Regions from separate parts of the Homo sapiens genome. Here all the other regions are linked to region 1. A link is a contact called in ENCODE Hi-C or POLR2A ChIA-PET data. All regions are on one chromosome and are shown on one strand. Each heading gives the region's core, a stretch centred on a gene start or an enhancer-like site at or near the end of the contact. The rest is flanking DNA. Distances are from core to core; before and after follow the strand shown.

Evidence for each region. Hi-C counts contacts between places; a loop is a spot of excess contacts on that map. ChIA-PET counts read pairs that join two places held with the same protein, here RNA polymerase II (POLR2A). Pooled maps may share reads with other maps.
Region 2: a pooled map shows a loop between it and region 1 (3-fold over the local background). The contact joins two enhancer-like sites. A Hi-C loop is called at or near these places in 6 of 168 maps with a recorded cell type or tissue (GM11168, K562, body of pancreas and 2 more), 2 of 37 single-sample maps with no recorded cell type and 6 of 50 pooled maps. POLR2A ChIA-PET finds 5 or more read pairs at or near these places in 4 of 52 experiments (B cell, CD4-positive, alpha-beta memory T cell, HEK293T and 1 more).
Region 3: a pooled map shows a loop between it and region 1 (3-fold over the local background). The contact joins two enhancer-like sites. A Hi-C loop is called at or near these places in 1 of 168 maps with a recorded cell type or tissue (endothelial cell of hepatic sinusoid) and 2 of 50 pooled maps. POLR2A ChIA-PET finds 5 or more read pairs at or near these places in 2 of 52 experiments (BJ and PC-9).
Region 4: a loop to region 1 is called in a pooled map, with 2.3 times the contacts of the local background. The contact joins two enhancer-like sites. A Hi-C loop is called at or near these places in 21 of 168 maps with a recorded cell type or tissue (CD14-positive monocyte, GM12878, GM13977 and 15 more) and 4 of 50 pooled maps. POLR2A ChIA-PET finds 5 or more read pairs at or near these places in 7 of 52 experiments (H1, OCI-LY7, RWPE1 and 4 more).
Region 5: a map with no recorded cell type shows a loop between it and region 1 (5-fold over the local background). The contact joins two enhancer-like sites. A Hi-C loop is called at or near these places in 2 of 168 maps with a recorded cell type or tissue (endometrial microvascular endothelial cells and endothelial cell of hepatic sinusoid), 1 of 37 single-sample maps with no recorded cell type and 8 of 50 pooled maps. POLR2A ChIA-PET finds 5 or more read pairs at or near these places in 3 of 52 experiments (HEK293, Panc1 and RWPE1).

The regions. Positions count from the first base shown.
Region 1 is chr17:17,662,306-17,665,123 of GRCh38, reverse strand. No RefSeq gene overlaps it. Among named protein-coding and RNA genes, the nearest start is that of SMCR2, 14 kb to the left of the region's middle. RefSeq lists enhancers at 1,302-1,441, 1,932-2,021. Within about 2 kb of position 1,348, at least 4 of the 41 ENCODE cell types and tissues checked have a DNase peak (open chromatin) inside an H3K27ac peak, as active enhancers do.
Region 2 is chr17:17,917,914-17,920,731 of GRCh38, reverse strand. The region is part of intron 1 of TOM1L2 (target of myb1 like 2 membrane trafficking protein); the gene reads left to right. Among named protein-coding and RNA genes, the nearest start is that of TOM1L2, 53 kb to the left of the region's middle. RefSeq lists an enhancer at 1-391. Within about 2 kb of position 1,396, at least 10 of the 41 ENCODE cell types and tissues checked have a DNase peak (open chromatin) inside an H3K27ac peak, as active enhancers do.
Region 3 is chr17:17,896,092-17,898,909 of GRCh38, reverse strand. TOM1L2 (target of myb1 like 2 membrane trafficking protein) reads left to right here. Exons shown (of 15, transcript NM_001082968.2): 3 at 236-314. Among named protein-coding and RNA genes, the nearest start is that of SREBF1, 61 kb to the right of the region's middle. RefSeq lists an enhancer at 1,107-1,156. Within about 2 kb of position 1,394, at least 2 of the 41 ENCODE cell types and tissues checked have a DNase peak (open chromatin) inside an H3K27ac peak, as active enhancers do.
Region 4 is chr17:17,858,787-17,861,604 of GRCh38, reverse strand. TOM1L2 (target of myb1 like 2 membrane trafficking protein) reads left to right here. Exons shown (of 15, transcript NM_001082968.2): 12 at 54-129. Among named protein-coding and RNA genes, the nearest start is that of SREBF1, 23 kb to the right of the region's middle. RefSeq lists enhancers at 1,457-1,506, 2,280-2,780. Within about 2 kb of position 1,448, at least 10 of the 41 ENCODE cell types and tissues checked have a DNase peak (open chromatin) inside an H3K27ac peak, as active enhancers do.
Region 5 is chr17:17,818,393-17,821,210 of GRCh38, reverse strand. It overlaps SREBF1 (sterol regulatory element binding transcription factor 1), which reads left to right. Exons shown (of 19, transcript NM_004176.5): 2 at 690-1,121; 3 at 1,486-1,673; 4 at 1,757-1,891; 5 at 1,977-2,198. Among named protein-coding and RNA genes, the nearest start is that of MIR33B, 5.9 kb to the right of the region's middle. RefSeq lists enhancers at 1,409-1,458, 1,736-2,456. Within about 2 kb of position 1,351, at least 11 of the 41 ENCODE cell types and tissues checked have a DNase peak (open chromatin) inside an H3K27ac peak, as active enhancers do.

The DNA.
Region 1 (2,818 bases), core at 99-2,598:
TACAGGCATGAGCCACCGCGCCCGGCCTTTAAAATTGTTATTATTATACTAGTCACTTTCTGGTGTTCAGGAGCGGTGTGTGGCCACCCTGTGGGACCTGGTATAGGAAGTTCTATTGGGCTGTACTGCCAGAAGCGTTCAACCACTGACATGAGTTCTGCCCCTCTGAGTGGGGTGACCTGCCCATTTACAGATGGGGATGCAAGGATCAAGCACAAAATGACTTACCCAAGGTCACTGGCAGCAGTTGGCACCTCCAAGCTCCATGGGCAGTGGCACCCCGGGCCACGGGGTAGAGTGGGTGCTTGCCAATGTTGGCTGCTGAGTGAACGTGCCAGTGCCGTCCTCTGCCTCCTTGGAGGAAAGCTGCCTGTGAAGAACAGTCCTGCCCTCGTTCAGAGGTACGGCCTCCTGATCTCAGCCTGGTAAGGCACTGTGTGGCTCTAGCCCTACCTCAGGTACCACACTTTGCCTCTTTGGGACCCTGTGTCCCCGTCCATGAGATGGAGATTGTGACCACTGCATAGGGCTGCCTGGGATTTCCATGAGTTAATGTCTGTGAAGTGCATAGTACAATCTAACTCAATCATACGACGTTTGAGAGATGATGGGATTTGGCACACAGGAATGAGCACTGCGCCTCCTCAGAGTGACTCCCAGAGGTCAAGTTGGGATTTACTTAGACTGAGACCCGCAACCTTATCATGCTTCTAGCATTCATCTGACAAACATCTATTAAGCTTGCTTTTGGGGGCCACGACCGATGTAAGCCTGCAGCTGTGAGGTCTACCCTAGGCTAGGGAAGGTTATTCTGAGAAGAAAGTGAACCCCAAGGAAGGGGAAATCCAGAAGAAGATTCCTGATGACATCTGACAGCTGGATCCAGCTGTTCCTGAAGCTTTTATATTCCTGTTTTGTTTGCCAATAATTTTTTTTGTCATTTACAACTCAAAGCCAGGCCGTCTGGTCCAACCCCTTGTCCCCTGATACTTGATGCTTCTCCATAGCAGCTATGACAGTCTCTGCTTGGATGCTGCTCATGATGGGGATCTCACTACCTACCAAGGGAGCTCTACAAGGGCAGAACCAACTCTGGTGCAAGTGAGAGCTGATAATCTATTGCTCTTGTCTGGAAATGGTGTGCACAGCTGGGAGCTCCCCTGGATTGGATTCAGGGCAGTGGAAAGAGGACCCTTCATGGTTCAGTAGACCTGAATTCAAATTTCAGGCCTGGTGGTGACTCACTGTGTGACCTGAGTGAGGCAAGGGACTTCCCCTACCTGAACCTCAGTTTCAACATCTGTAAAATGGTCTCCCTGGCCACACTGATTTGGTGAGGACACCACGAGGATTAAGCAAGAAAATGTGTGTGAAGCTCTGGGCGCACGCCAGTGTGTGGCACACAGGGGACACCTGAGGGCCACATCCCTCCTGTGGGTAATGCTAATGGACACTGCACACCCATCTGAGAGGGTCCACTCTGCGTCCATAAGAGGTTGGCACTGGGGAGTCCGCACTGGGCCAGGCTGCTCCTGCTCTGCGGAGCGTCTGCTGCAGCTGTGACTCACAGCCCGACCACACTCACAGCCCAAGACTCGGAGCCGTCTGTTGTTATGGCGACGCAAGCCCACTGGAGTCCTGGGCTGTCAGTCATCAAGGTCTGACGCTGGGGGTGTGTTTTGGCGTGTGGGTGTGGCCTGTGTGTTTGTGTAGGGGGATGGGCGTGTGAATGCTATTCCTGCGTGTTCAAGGCAGTGTGCTGGTGTTTGTGTGTGGACTTCCTGTGTGTGCAAGGCTGGGCATGTCTGCATTGAGGGCGTTTGTCTGTGTGTGGTGTTGAGCTGTGTGTGCGGTCTGGGTGTCTGTGGGCTGTGTGTGTGTGTAATGTGCCTTAGGAACGCTGGCCCTGAGGCAGGGTGGACAGGAGGGTGGCCCAGGGAGGGGTGTAGGCCTGGGTGTCTATCGCTCTGACCTGGTGGCCCTGGGTTGGTCACTGCACCTTTCTCAGCCTGTTTCCCCCTCAATAAGCACAGCAGGTTGCAAAGGGCACTCACACTCGCTATTTCATTTAATCCTCCTGTGATCCTGTACCAGCAGCTGCTCACTCAACTCATATTTAGAGTCCACTCTGTGTCAGGCCCTGGGGATACAGCCATGAACAGAGACTTCCTCCGCTGAGGGTCTCCAGTCTCCAGTCTGGTGGGAGATGGACAATACACAAACAAGCAAACAAAACCAGAGACTCCAGTGGGTGCTGGGAGAAGGAACAGCAGGAGGAGGGCACAGAGAGTGATGGGGTGGAAACTGAGGACAGGGTGGTCAGAGAGGTGACTTATGAGCAGAGGTTCTGAGGAAGGAGGCCAGAGTCATGGGAAGAGCATCGCAAGCATCGCAACAGTAAGTGCAGAGGCCCTGAGGCAGGTGGAGGTTCATGTATCTGTGGCCCAACGAGCAGGCCGCGCACTGCAGCGGTGTGGGTGGGATGGGCAAGGCCACTGCCATTTGCAGTTTGTGGATTCCAAGGCAAGTGCACTGGTGAAAACAGCCCATTGTTCATCCACTGATGAATGGAGAGGCAACATGCGGTATGTCCAGACAAGGAAATAGTATTTGTCAATAAAAAGGAACAAATGGCCAGGCGCGGTGGCTCATGCCTGTAATCCCAGCACTTTGGGAGGCCAAGGCGGGCAGATCACTGAGATCAGGAGTTTGAGACCAGCCTGACCAACATGGAGAAACCCTGTCTCTACTAAAAATACAAAATTAGCCAGGCTTGGTGGTGCATGCCTGTAATCCCAGCTGCTTGGGAGGTTGAGGC
Region 2 (2,818 bases), core at 147-2,646, 260 kb before region 1:
ACTCAGGAGGCAGAGGTTTCAGTGAGCCGAGATCGCACCACTGCACTCCAGCCTGGGCAACAGGGTGATACTCCGTCTCAAGAAAAAGAAAAAAAGCCGGGCGCAGTGGCTCACTCCTGTAATCCCAGAACTTTGGGAGGCCAAGGCGGGTGGATCACGAGGTCAGGAGTTCGAGACCAGCCTGGCCAACATTGTGAAACCCCGTCTCTACTAAAAATACACAAATTAGCTGGTGTGGTGACAGACACATGTAGTCCCAGCTGCTTGGGAGACTGAGGCTGGAGAATTGCTTGAACCCGGGAGCCGGCGGTTGTGGTGAGCTGAGATTGTACCACTGCACTCCAGCCTGGGCAACAGAGCGAGACTCCATCTCAAAAAAAAAAAAAAAAAAAAAAATATTGAACATTAGCGGAAACGGTGAGAAGAGCAAATGAGAACTCTGTTCTATCTTTGCAACTTTTCAGTAAATATAAAATTATTCCAAAATAAAAGATGTATTAATTAAAAAAAAAAAGAACGAGAGAATAAAGTGACCCAGCATCTAATTTAACTTGACACTTTCACCAGCACTCTCTTTTACACTTAAGACTTCACCTAAAAATCAGGAGGGTCTTTAGACTTCACCTAAAAATCAGGAGGGTGGGCTGCATCCAATACTCTGGACCGTCTATTGTGGAGGCCAGGGTCTTCTTTGCCTCTGTGACCCTCTACCTGAGGATGGATCAGGGTCCAAGGCCAGGCTTACCAGGAAGACCTGGGTCATGTGGTTGGCAGTATTGCTACCTCCTCTCTGCACACTGTGGGGCTAGTCACCCCACCAGGCTTCATTTTCTTCCTATTAGAGAGAGAGAACCTTCCTGGCGGCTGGGGCGTGGGATGGTAGGGTTAAATGAGGTAATGTCTGTCAAGAACCTGGCTCAAACCAAATAAACAGGTTTTCATTCTCTCTTCTGTTTCTCCATTTTTTTGGTGAAAAGAATGAGAGCCATTTCCTTGAAGACTTGAGACCAGTGGTTCAATGGTAGCTTTAAGGGCAAGAAACTGCCCATAGGGAACTTGCAACAACACCGTGGCCCCTCCTCCCCCATGCCCCACTTCCTGGGGTCCAGGAAATGTGGACTTATGGGGAATCTTTTTACTAGATGGTCTCTAAGACCTCTTGGAGTTTTAATGCTTGGATTCTTAAGGAAATTGTGGTGTGCCTGCTCCTTTACCCTACAGGTGGGGCAAGCCAAGTTTGGGGGCTTCCTTCTGGAAGCATGGAGGTCTTCCTGGCTCAGTAACCCAGAAATCCAGAAAGCTAGAGCTCCCAGGGTTTTGAATCTGATGGGTGTAGCTTGTGGATGGCTGTTTACCTGTAGGTGGCAGTGGTGACACGGGAATGGGAGAGGAGGGGGGTGCAAGGGGAGGGCACTGGCAGAGCTCCTTTCAGAAGAGCTGTAATAAAGTTAGAAGTAACAGCAAGGAAAGGTCCTCTGTATTAGAGGCTCTGTCAGGTGTTTTCTGTATTATTTAGTCTCCTCTAACAGCCACTGTGTGAGAGAGTGCTGTTATTGCAGCATTTTGCAGCAGTCCAAAAGGCTTGGAGAGGTCAAGTTATTGCCTGTAGTCACACAGTAATTGGCAGAACTAGAACTCACCAAAATCTGAGTTCACACTCCCTGTTCTAGACTCCATTATAATGCACATTTCTCCTGCTTCTAAGTCTGAAGGGAGAACCGGGGACAGCTGGGAACCGAGCTCTCATCTCACCAGACTGCCCAGTGCCTGTCACCTGGGGGCCTCAGAAGGGTTTATAATCATCATTTTACTTATAAAGGGCCCTCATCAGCATAAAGCCAGGCCTTCTTGACATGAAGATGTCCTGCCTCCAAGCAGCTTCCAGTTTAGGTTGGGGTTGGGGGCCAAGAAGATACTTAACGGCTCATTAAGCCGGTAAGATTTGAAAAAGTTCTCAGAACATTAGAATGGTCTTGAAGGCTCAGTCCTTGTGTGAACTGTACTATCAGGTGCTGGAGCCCATCAGAGGGCCTCTCTTGTGGGCGGCAGCAAAGAAGGTTCTGGAGAGGACGTTGGATGGGAGCTAGATATGGGCAGATAGGCTGGAGAGAAGGCTTTCCAGACAGAAGTCTGAGGTGACTTTCTCAGGGCTTGCAAAGACCTGCAGATCCTGTTATGGTTCCTGTTTTCACCCTCTTGCAATTTTTTATGGAATAAGGACTCAAATGGGTCTTCTCTTCAGCTTTGTTTGCTCTCATGGTGTATGACTGTGTTTTGTAAAAATATATATAGGCGCAACGATGCTGCCTTTCACCACTTCTATTCAACATGGTATTGGAAATTGTAGCCAGAGCAGTTAGGGAAGAAAAAGAAATAAAAGGCATCTCAATGGGAAAGGAAGGAGTAAAATTATCTCTGTTCCCTGATGACATGACTTTACATGTAGAAAACCTTGAAGATACCACAAAACAAAAAAAAAAAGAAAAACTGCTAGAGCGAATAACATAAATTTACCAAAGCTGCAGGATACAAAATCAACATTCAAAAATCAGTTGTGTTTCTGTTAATATACATTAACAATGAACAATCTGAAAAGAAAAGAAAACAATTCCATTTACACTAGCCTCTAAAAAAATAAAATACCTAGGAATTAACCAAGGCAGCAAAAAATTGTGCACCGAAAACTATAAAACGTTGCTGAAAGAAATTAAAGAAGAAAGAAGACATAAATATATGGAAAAACATCCTGTGTTCATAGATGGGAAGACAGTTTTTTTTTAAGGCAGCCTCATTGTGTTGCCCAGGTTGGAGTGCAGTG
Region 3 (2,818 bases), core at 145-2,644, 230 kb before region 1:
TATTGGTGCATGAGTTTCTTTATTCTTTTTTGCAGCTGCATAGTATTCCATTGTGTCAATGATTTAATTTAACCTGTTGTGTATTGATGGACATTCAGTTTGTTCCCAGTCTTTTACATTTACAAACATGCTGCAGCCAGCAAATAGTCTTGCATATATACTAGTTCACATATCTGTAGGATCGTGTCCTCAAGTGGGATTGTAAGTATCTTTATATGTCTGTTCTTTTTTCCAGGCCAAAGGATGCCATTCGAGCCCTGAAGAAGCGGCTCAACGGGAACCGGAACTACAGAGAGGTGATGCTGGCATTAACAGTGAGTGCTATTCTCCTTGAGGAGAGAAGTCATCTGGGGAACTCCTTGCTCCTGGCCTTGCCCCCCTCACAGGGCCTTCCCTCTGCCCACTTAGCACAACCTCTGAATGGCTTGGTGCCTGGGCCACTGGAGTCCAGCAAAGCCTTCTGGTATTGCCTTTGGGTTTTCCTGTCCTCTGAAACAGGGAGTGGTGAGCTTCAATTTGGTAAATGTATACGAGCAGAAGATAAGGTGTGTGCAGTGCTGTCAGGTACAGAAGCCCAGAGCAGAGGAGCTAAAGGTTTTGGGTGGGTCCCTTTTCTGTCACCAGCCTGCTCTGAGACTGAGACCAACTCCTTCTCTAGATATCAGTTTCCTCTTTGTAAAAATGTTGGCCAGGCGCGGTGACTCACACCTGTAATCCCAGCACTTTGGGAGGCTGAAGCGGGAGGATCTCAAGGTCAGGAGTTCAAGACCAGCCTGGCCAACATAGTGAAACCCAGTCTCTACTAAAAATACAAAAATTAGCCAGGCATGGTGGCAGGTGCCTGTAGTCCCAGCTACTCAGGAGGCTGAGGCAGGAGAATTGCTTGAACCCGGGAGGTGGAGGTTGCCGTGAGCTGAGATCGCACCACTGCACTCCAGCTTGGGCAACAGAGTGAGACTTCGTCTCAAAAAAAAAAAAAAAAAAAAAGTTAACTTCCACCTATTGAGTACCTGCCCCTGCCTGGGACTGTGCTGAACTTTTTGGACATTAATGAATATGTTTACAACCACCCTCCAAAAGAGATTTTACTATCCTCCCCCGTACAGATGATGAAACTGAGGCTCAGAGAGGTCTGGAGGTTTACCCAGCCTTCACAGCTAGTGAGGTGTACTGAGCTGTGGATTGCCATCATAAAGTGGTCTTTTGCATGGGGTAAAAACTGAAAATAGCTACAAAGACTCTTGAAAAAGTCAGCCAAGTGATTTTTTTCAGGAAGGAACAGACCAGATTTTTGCCCTTACCAAAGCTGTCAGAGAATTTAAAAAGACGACTTCAGGTGTTATTTCTGTCTTGAGAACTAACAGTTTTTCAGATGTGGCAAAATCTGGGCCACAGTGAGTTCTTAAAATAGAAACTGTAACAGGTCACCAGGTCAACTTCTCTGGGGCTTTGAAATAGTAGGTTATTTATCCAAAACAACCATGTTTCCTTTTAAAGCAGAGAACCTGTTTGGATTTTTTGCCCAAGCGAAACCCCAAAACTTATTAAGAGAGTTCTGCCAGGGAATTGGGATTTGAATAATAAAGGAGAAAAGACTGGTTGAGAAATAGGGAGTTGAAGCTTTTATTTTATTTTTTCTCAGAATTTGAGCCACAGCATTCACTAAACCAGGAGTGATGCCCAAAACGAGTGGCTTTCAATAACTCATATCACGAGGGAATGAGCTCTAATATATCAGGGAATTTTACTGCTATCTAAAACATCTCCATTTACACACCCAACTTCATGGTAATCGTGTTGGATGGAAATCTTTCTAAAGTGAACTCTGCGTTTACTTGCCTTCCTCTAGCAGGGCATGATGGACACTGTTTGACCTTTCCTTGGGTTAGGTCTTCACTACAAACCCAGCCATGCCTTTGGGAGGCCTGTGAAATGCGCAGGGCTGCCGTCCCTACACTGAGGCCCCATCCTAGCGCGCTTTGCATGGTCTCACGTCTGCTGATAGGGCTTCACTTACTCTCTTAGTCACTTTCAGTCCTCCTGTTTCCTGTGGCCCTCTCCGGACTTCATATCTGTACCCACCAAAATTGTTAATATTTACCCAAAATAAGTTAGTAAGAAGCCCTGAGGGGCTCTCTGCTTGTGTCTTCATTTGTGGACTTAAACATCACTTCTGATTGCTTAGAGGCCCCGTTTACTTTCTCCATGGCTTTTGGCTTCATTCTGGAAAATTACCACTGTATGTTTCATGCCTTTCAACCTATAGGGACAAAACTGCCAGGGTCCTGTTTGGCAGGGTGGCCTAAAGCGGCTCTTGCCAGCCCAGGGAGGACCTCCTAGATCTCCTGCTCAGATAGGCTTTGGGGCTGCTCTGTGGCACATGCATCTCTGTCCAGGGCACTTCCAAGACCAGGCTGGGACACACTGACCTTGAGGACTGCTGTGCAGGAGAAACTAAGCATGTATTCCCTAATGGCGGGCAGTGGTTCCTGCCACTGTTGCTCTGAGAGTGGAGTGGAGCCCCAGGCTGCTCTACTCCTCAGACCTATGCCTGTTTTTCCAATTCTCTTCCCCACTCATAATTGCAGCCTCACCTTTCCCACCTGCTTCTCACAAAATAAAGCATACTTCTTGCCATCTGCCTTGACCCCAACACCCCACTGCCTGAGTTGGGAGGAAGGTTTTAGAGAATCCTAGAGAGAAGGGTGCCTGTAAGGCCCTTGAGAACAGAAAGAACCCCTCTGGTTCATTTCAGTGCCCCCATGGATCACTACAAGAGAGTGAATGCCAATTACCTCACGGTTACCAGAATCAGGCA
Region 4 (2,818 bases), core at 199-2,698, 200 kb before region 1:
CCATGACCACTGGAGGAAAATGAACTCTGCTTGTGCTGCTTCTTCATCTCCAGGGTAACCTATGAGGATCCTCAGGCTGTCGGAGGACTTGCTTCTGCACTAGACAATCGAAAACAGAGTTCAGAAGGGGTAGGTCTTTAACCCTGTTTTTCTGCCTGGAGTCTTCTGGAGGGAAAGTCAGGTGGTTTGGCAAAGCTGGCTGGGTAATTCAGCAGAAACTGGCTTGCACAGGGGGCAGGGACACCCTGGGGGAGAGACCCACGGGGGACACCCCGTGGAACCCAGGTAGTGCCTCATTGAGTCTTCACCTCACCCCGTGAGATGAGGCCACACATGAGCTTCCCAATCCACCCAAGAGAAAACAGTCCCAGGCAGGTGGGAGACAGGCTGAGACACCCAGAGAGCAGACAGCAAGCTGGGGTTCCAATCCTAGGATTAGTGTCCATTTCCAGAACCCCTGCTGTTCCTACCACAGTGGCCCCAAGTTCTCCAGGCACAAGTCTCCTATGGTCACCTGTTACAGTGCCACAGGGTGGTCAGTGCTCTGATAAAACCATGGCCTGCACCAGGAAGGACAATGCTGACCCGAGCCACATCTCTGATGGCCATTTGTCACTGGCCTAGCAGAGCAGTACCAACCCCATTAGAAGGCACTCGAGAGCCAGGGTTTGTTTACAGAGCTGGTGCAGTTGGGTGGTGGCTGGGAGGGTGTCCTGTGGCGGTGAGGGGGTGCGGCACAGTGAAGTGGAGGGAATGGTATGTGTTTGGGCCTCCCCAAACATAACCATGCTTTCTGTACAATTTCGGATTACTGAAGGGGAAAGAATGTGTGTCTTAATGCTTCTCATGAGATTTTTGTTTTTGCCTAACAAAGAAATGTGTATGAATGCACGTCTGTTTGCAGGGGCAGGGAGGAGGAGGGTCCTTGGAATAGCTGCCGACAACAGCTGGAACTCCTGTCTGGGTCCCCCAGCTGGGCTAGAGAGGGCAGTGATCATCTGTCCACTGGACAGGAAGGTTTGCAAAGGGCTGTTTGCTTACTGGGTCCCAATTTTTAGCCTTCTGAAGCCCCTGTCCAATGGGCCCAGGCAGGCAGCAGTGCTGGTTTCCACGGGATGCTCCTTCTTGGGGGAAGGGACTCACTCCCTCATCCATGCTGGTCTTCACCTGGTGGATCTGAGGGCATGCATCCCTCTGCACTGGTCACCAGAGGGCGCAGAAGAGCCAGCTGGCTGCCTTGGGTCCTCAGTGCCGTGCCTTTCCACAGGAGTGGGCAGTGCCACCTGAACCCCTGAGACTGGGACACTCAAAATCAATGCAGTGCTCATGGCTCTGATTCTCCCATTACTTAGAATGTCCTCCCACCTGCCCCAGCGTGGGCATTAGAGAGCCCAGCCAGGGGCCTACCAGGATACTGCCTGGTGAGGACATCCCCTCCTCGTGGCCAACCCTGGCCTGCACTGGGAGCAGCCCTGTTGTGCCCCTATGAGGCTGACCTCATTTGTCCCTCACTCTGGGTCCAGGACCTGCCTTGTCCATGCCAGGGTGTGTCCTGCTGCACCCCTGCCATTATCAGCGCCCAGGCCTGGGTCTGAGCCCAGGAGATGTGAGTGACTTCCCGCCCTTCACCCTTTGTGTGTGTGGCTTGGACTAGCTCCCTGTTTTCAAAGGTCCTGATGACTCCAGCAGGTTTTCCACCCAGCAGTAGGCAGATTGCTTTTTTTGAGATGGAGTCTCGCTCTGGCGCCCAGGTTGGGGTGCAGTGGCGCGATCTTGGCTCACTGCAGCTTTCCTCTCCCAGGTTCAAGCGATTGTCCTGCCTCAGCCTCCTGAGTAGCTGGTATTACAGGTGCCCACCACCACAGCCGGCTAATTTTTGTGTTTTTACTAGAGACAGGGTTTCACTATATTGGCCAGGTCGGTCTCGAACTCCTGACCTCAGGCACTCTGCCCGTCTTGGCCTCCCAAAGTGCCGGGATTACAGATGTGAGCCACCATGCCCGGCCATCAGATTGCTTTTCATGTTTGCTGCTCCATGGGGCAATGCCATGGCCACAGCCTTAGCGATACAGGGCAGCAGAGCATGTGGGCTGTGTGTGTCTGTGTGTGTCTACACATATTCTTGCCCACCTGCAGCATTTCAGGTTACCTTGTCCCATCCCAAGCCATGCTGACCTCGAAATGAAAACGAGGCCAAGGGAGAAATTAAGAACACAATAAAAAAGGGGAAGGCTGGGCACAGTGGCTCATGCCTGTAATCTCAGCACTTTGGGAGGCCGAGGCGGGCGGATCACGTGAGGTCGGAAGTTCGAGACCAGCCTGACCAACATGGAGAAACCCCATCTCTACTAAAAATACAAAATTAGCTGGGCATGGTGGCACATGCCTGTAATCCCAGCTACTCAGGAGGCTGGGGTAGGAGAATCGCTTGAACCCAAAGGCGGACGTTGCAGTGAGCCGACATCATGCCATTGCACTCGGGCCTGGGCAAGAAGAGTGAAACTCCGTCTCAAAAATAAATAAAATAAAATGAATGGGAGAAAATCGTGTAGCCGCACCTCTACAAATCAAATCCAACCAAGTCAGTCAAGAAAAGGTCATCCCAGGGCTGGGCGCAGTGGCTCACGCCTGTAATCCCAGCACTTTGGGAGGCCGAGGTGGGAGTTCAAGAACAGCCTGGCCAAGATGGTGAAACCCTGTCTCTAATAAAAATGCAAAAATTAGGGCCGGGCACAATGGCTCACGCCTGTAATCCCAGCACTTTGAGAGGCTGAGGTGGGTGGATCACGAGGTCAGGAGATTGAGACCGTCCTGGCCA
Region 5 (2,818 bases), core at 102-2,601, 160 kb before region 1:
TTGGAAGCTGGTCTGAGTCCACGGTGCAGTGTGTATGTGTGTGTGTGTGTGTGTGTGTATGTGTGTGGACTCAGAGGTGGATGTCTTGTAGAATGCATGCCCCATGAAGACAGGAGTAAAAGTTTACCACCATCCACATCAAGCTACAGGACACTCCCAGCTCCCCAGAAAGTTGCTTAGTTCTAGGCAGGGATTTCCCTTATTCACAGCCGGGAGCAGTGCCTGGCATAGTGTGGGCACTCAGCACTCAGCACATGCTCACTGGATGAGTGAATGAATGTGAGCCTGCTGTTTGCTGTGGACTAAGGATGTTTCTAGATGTTTGGGCAAATACCGGATGGTGGGAAGAGCTCAGGCTCTGAAGTCTGCAGTCTTGGGCCCGACCCTGGGCTCAGCCCCAGCCTAGCTGTGGGGCAAGATTGTGAGCCTTGTGGTGCCCACCTTGTCCAGGTATTGTGATGCACTCGCAGCAGCAGGCATTGCTTTAGACAGCACAGGTGCTCGCAAAATGGCTGTATGTCCGGGAACACCAGCTCCTGTGGGTGGCTTTCTGTCCTGGTGGCATTGCCCACACATACAGCTGTGTGCCAACAAGGGTTGTGCAAATAAGGTTGTGTTTGGATGTGTGTGATGCCCTGTTTGGGGGTCAGTCTCTGCCTCACTCACGCACCCTCTTCTCCTTTTCACAGACATGCTTCAGCTTATCAACAACCAAGACAGTGACTTCCCTGGCCTATTTGACCCACCCTATGCTGGGAGTGGGGCAGGGGGCACAGACCCTGCCAGCCCCGATACCAGCTCCCCAGGCAGCTTGTCTCCACCTCCTGCCACATTGAGCTCCTCTCTTGAAGCCTTCCTGAGCGGGCCGCAGGCAGCGCCCTCACCCCTGTCCCCTCCCCAGCCTGCACCCACTCCATTGAAGATGTACCCGTCCATGCCCGCTTTCTCCCCTGGGCCTGGTATCAAGGAAGAGTCAGTGCCACTGAGCATCCTGCAGACCCCCACCCCACAGCCCCTGCCAGGGGCCCTCCTGCCACAGAGCTTCCCAGCCCCAGCCCCACCGCAGTTCAGCTCCACCCCTGTGTTAGGCTACCCCAGCCCTCCGGGAGGCTTCTCTACAGGTAAGGGGGATGTGTGGCGGGAGGGGACACCCGGGGTGGGGCTTCCAGGAGCACAGGAAGAAGCTTCTGCTGTGATGTGAGTAGAGGTCTGTGCAGGCTTTAGAAACTGGGGCTCCACTCGGCTGCTTGAGATGCCCTGTTACTAGCAGTCCTGGTGTGCTTGTTGCCGGGGTAGGCGCAACCTCGCACTGGAGGCCTGGCTTGAAGCCAGTGCATTTGCATCAGAGCCCAGGCAGGGACTGTCCATAGGAAGCCACATGGGGCAATGACTCATCCAAGGCCAGTCGGTGATAGAGACCTGAAGAGCAGGTTGAAAGTGGGAGAGGGAGGTCTGTGTCTGCAGCCCCATGCTTTATTTCTGCAGGAAGCCCTCCCGGGAACACCCAGCAGCCGCTGCCTGGCCTGCCACTGGCTTCCCCGCCAGGGGTCCCGCCCGTCTCCTTGCACACCCAGGTCCAGAGTGTGGTCCCCCAGCAGCTACTGACAGTCACAGCTGCCCCCACGGCAGCCCCTGTAACGACCACTGTGACCTCGCAGATCCAGCAGGTCCCGGTGAGGGGGTCTGGCCAGGGGTTGGGGAGGGGGCAGCCCCAGCCCAGACACACAGCTTACAGCCAAGCCTCTCCCACCCTCAGGTCCTGCTGCAGCCCCACTTCATCAAGGCAGACTCGCTGCTTCTGACAGCCATGAAGACAGACGGAGCCACTGTGAAGGCGGCAGGTCTCAGTCCCCTGGTCTCTGGCACCACTGTGCAGACAGGGCCTTTGCCGGTGGGTGACGTGGGCAGGGCATAAGGGAGTGGGGTCTACACACACACACACATGCCCACCTGGTAACATGTGCCTGGCCCTGCAGACCCTGGTGAGTGGCGGAACCATCTTGGCAACAGTCCCACTGGTCGTAGATGCGGAGAAGCTGCCTATCAACCGGCTCGCAGCTGGCAGCAAGGCCCCGGCCTCTGCCCAGAGCCGTGGAGAGAAGCGCACAGCCCACAACGCCATTGAGAAGCGCTACCGCTCCTCCATCAATGACAAAATCATTGAGCTCAAGGATCTGGTGGTGGGCACTGAGGCAAAGGTGTGGAGAGGCCTGCAGGGGCACAGACCGGGGTGTCCCTAGGAAGGAACAGATCAGGGGCAACTGGAAGGAAGAGAGGGAGTGAGACTGAGCCTGGACAAGCAGGGAATTGGAATTCAGCCTCCCCAGGCCTGGCCAGCCTCGTTTATTTAGTTAAACTGGTTTGCAGGCCTCTTCAATAAAGGTGGGGCTGTGCTAGGCATTGGGGATGCAGCAATGAACAAGACAGACAAAAATTGTCCCTCAAAGAAGAGCCGACCTTCTGGTGGGGGAGATGGACAGTAGGCAGGATGAATAAGTGCTCGAGACCACCACGTTTGGCTCGTTGCAGAGAAAGCAGGAAGAGGATGGTGAGGGTCCCCTGGTGGTAGCCAGGGAAGGCCTCCCTGAGATGGCGGCAGGCACAGCAGCAGCTAGCCAGACCCTGCTGTCTGCATCTTACATTCTAACCCTATGCCCGGCCTGGGAGGTGGGTGCTACTAGGCGAGGAACGGTTCAGGTAGAAGGAACAAGTGCAAAGGTCCTGAGGCAGTAATGTTGCAAAGCAGCTCCGCACCCCCTTGCTAGGGCTCTCCAACCCCACAACCCCCGACCTGACAGGCCACCTGTGCGCTCCCCCT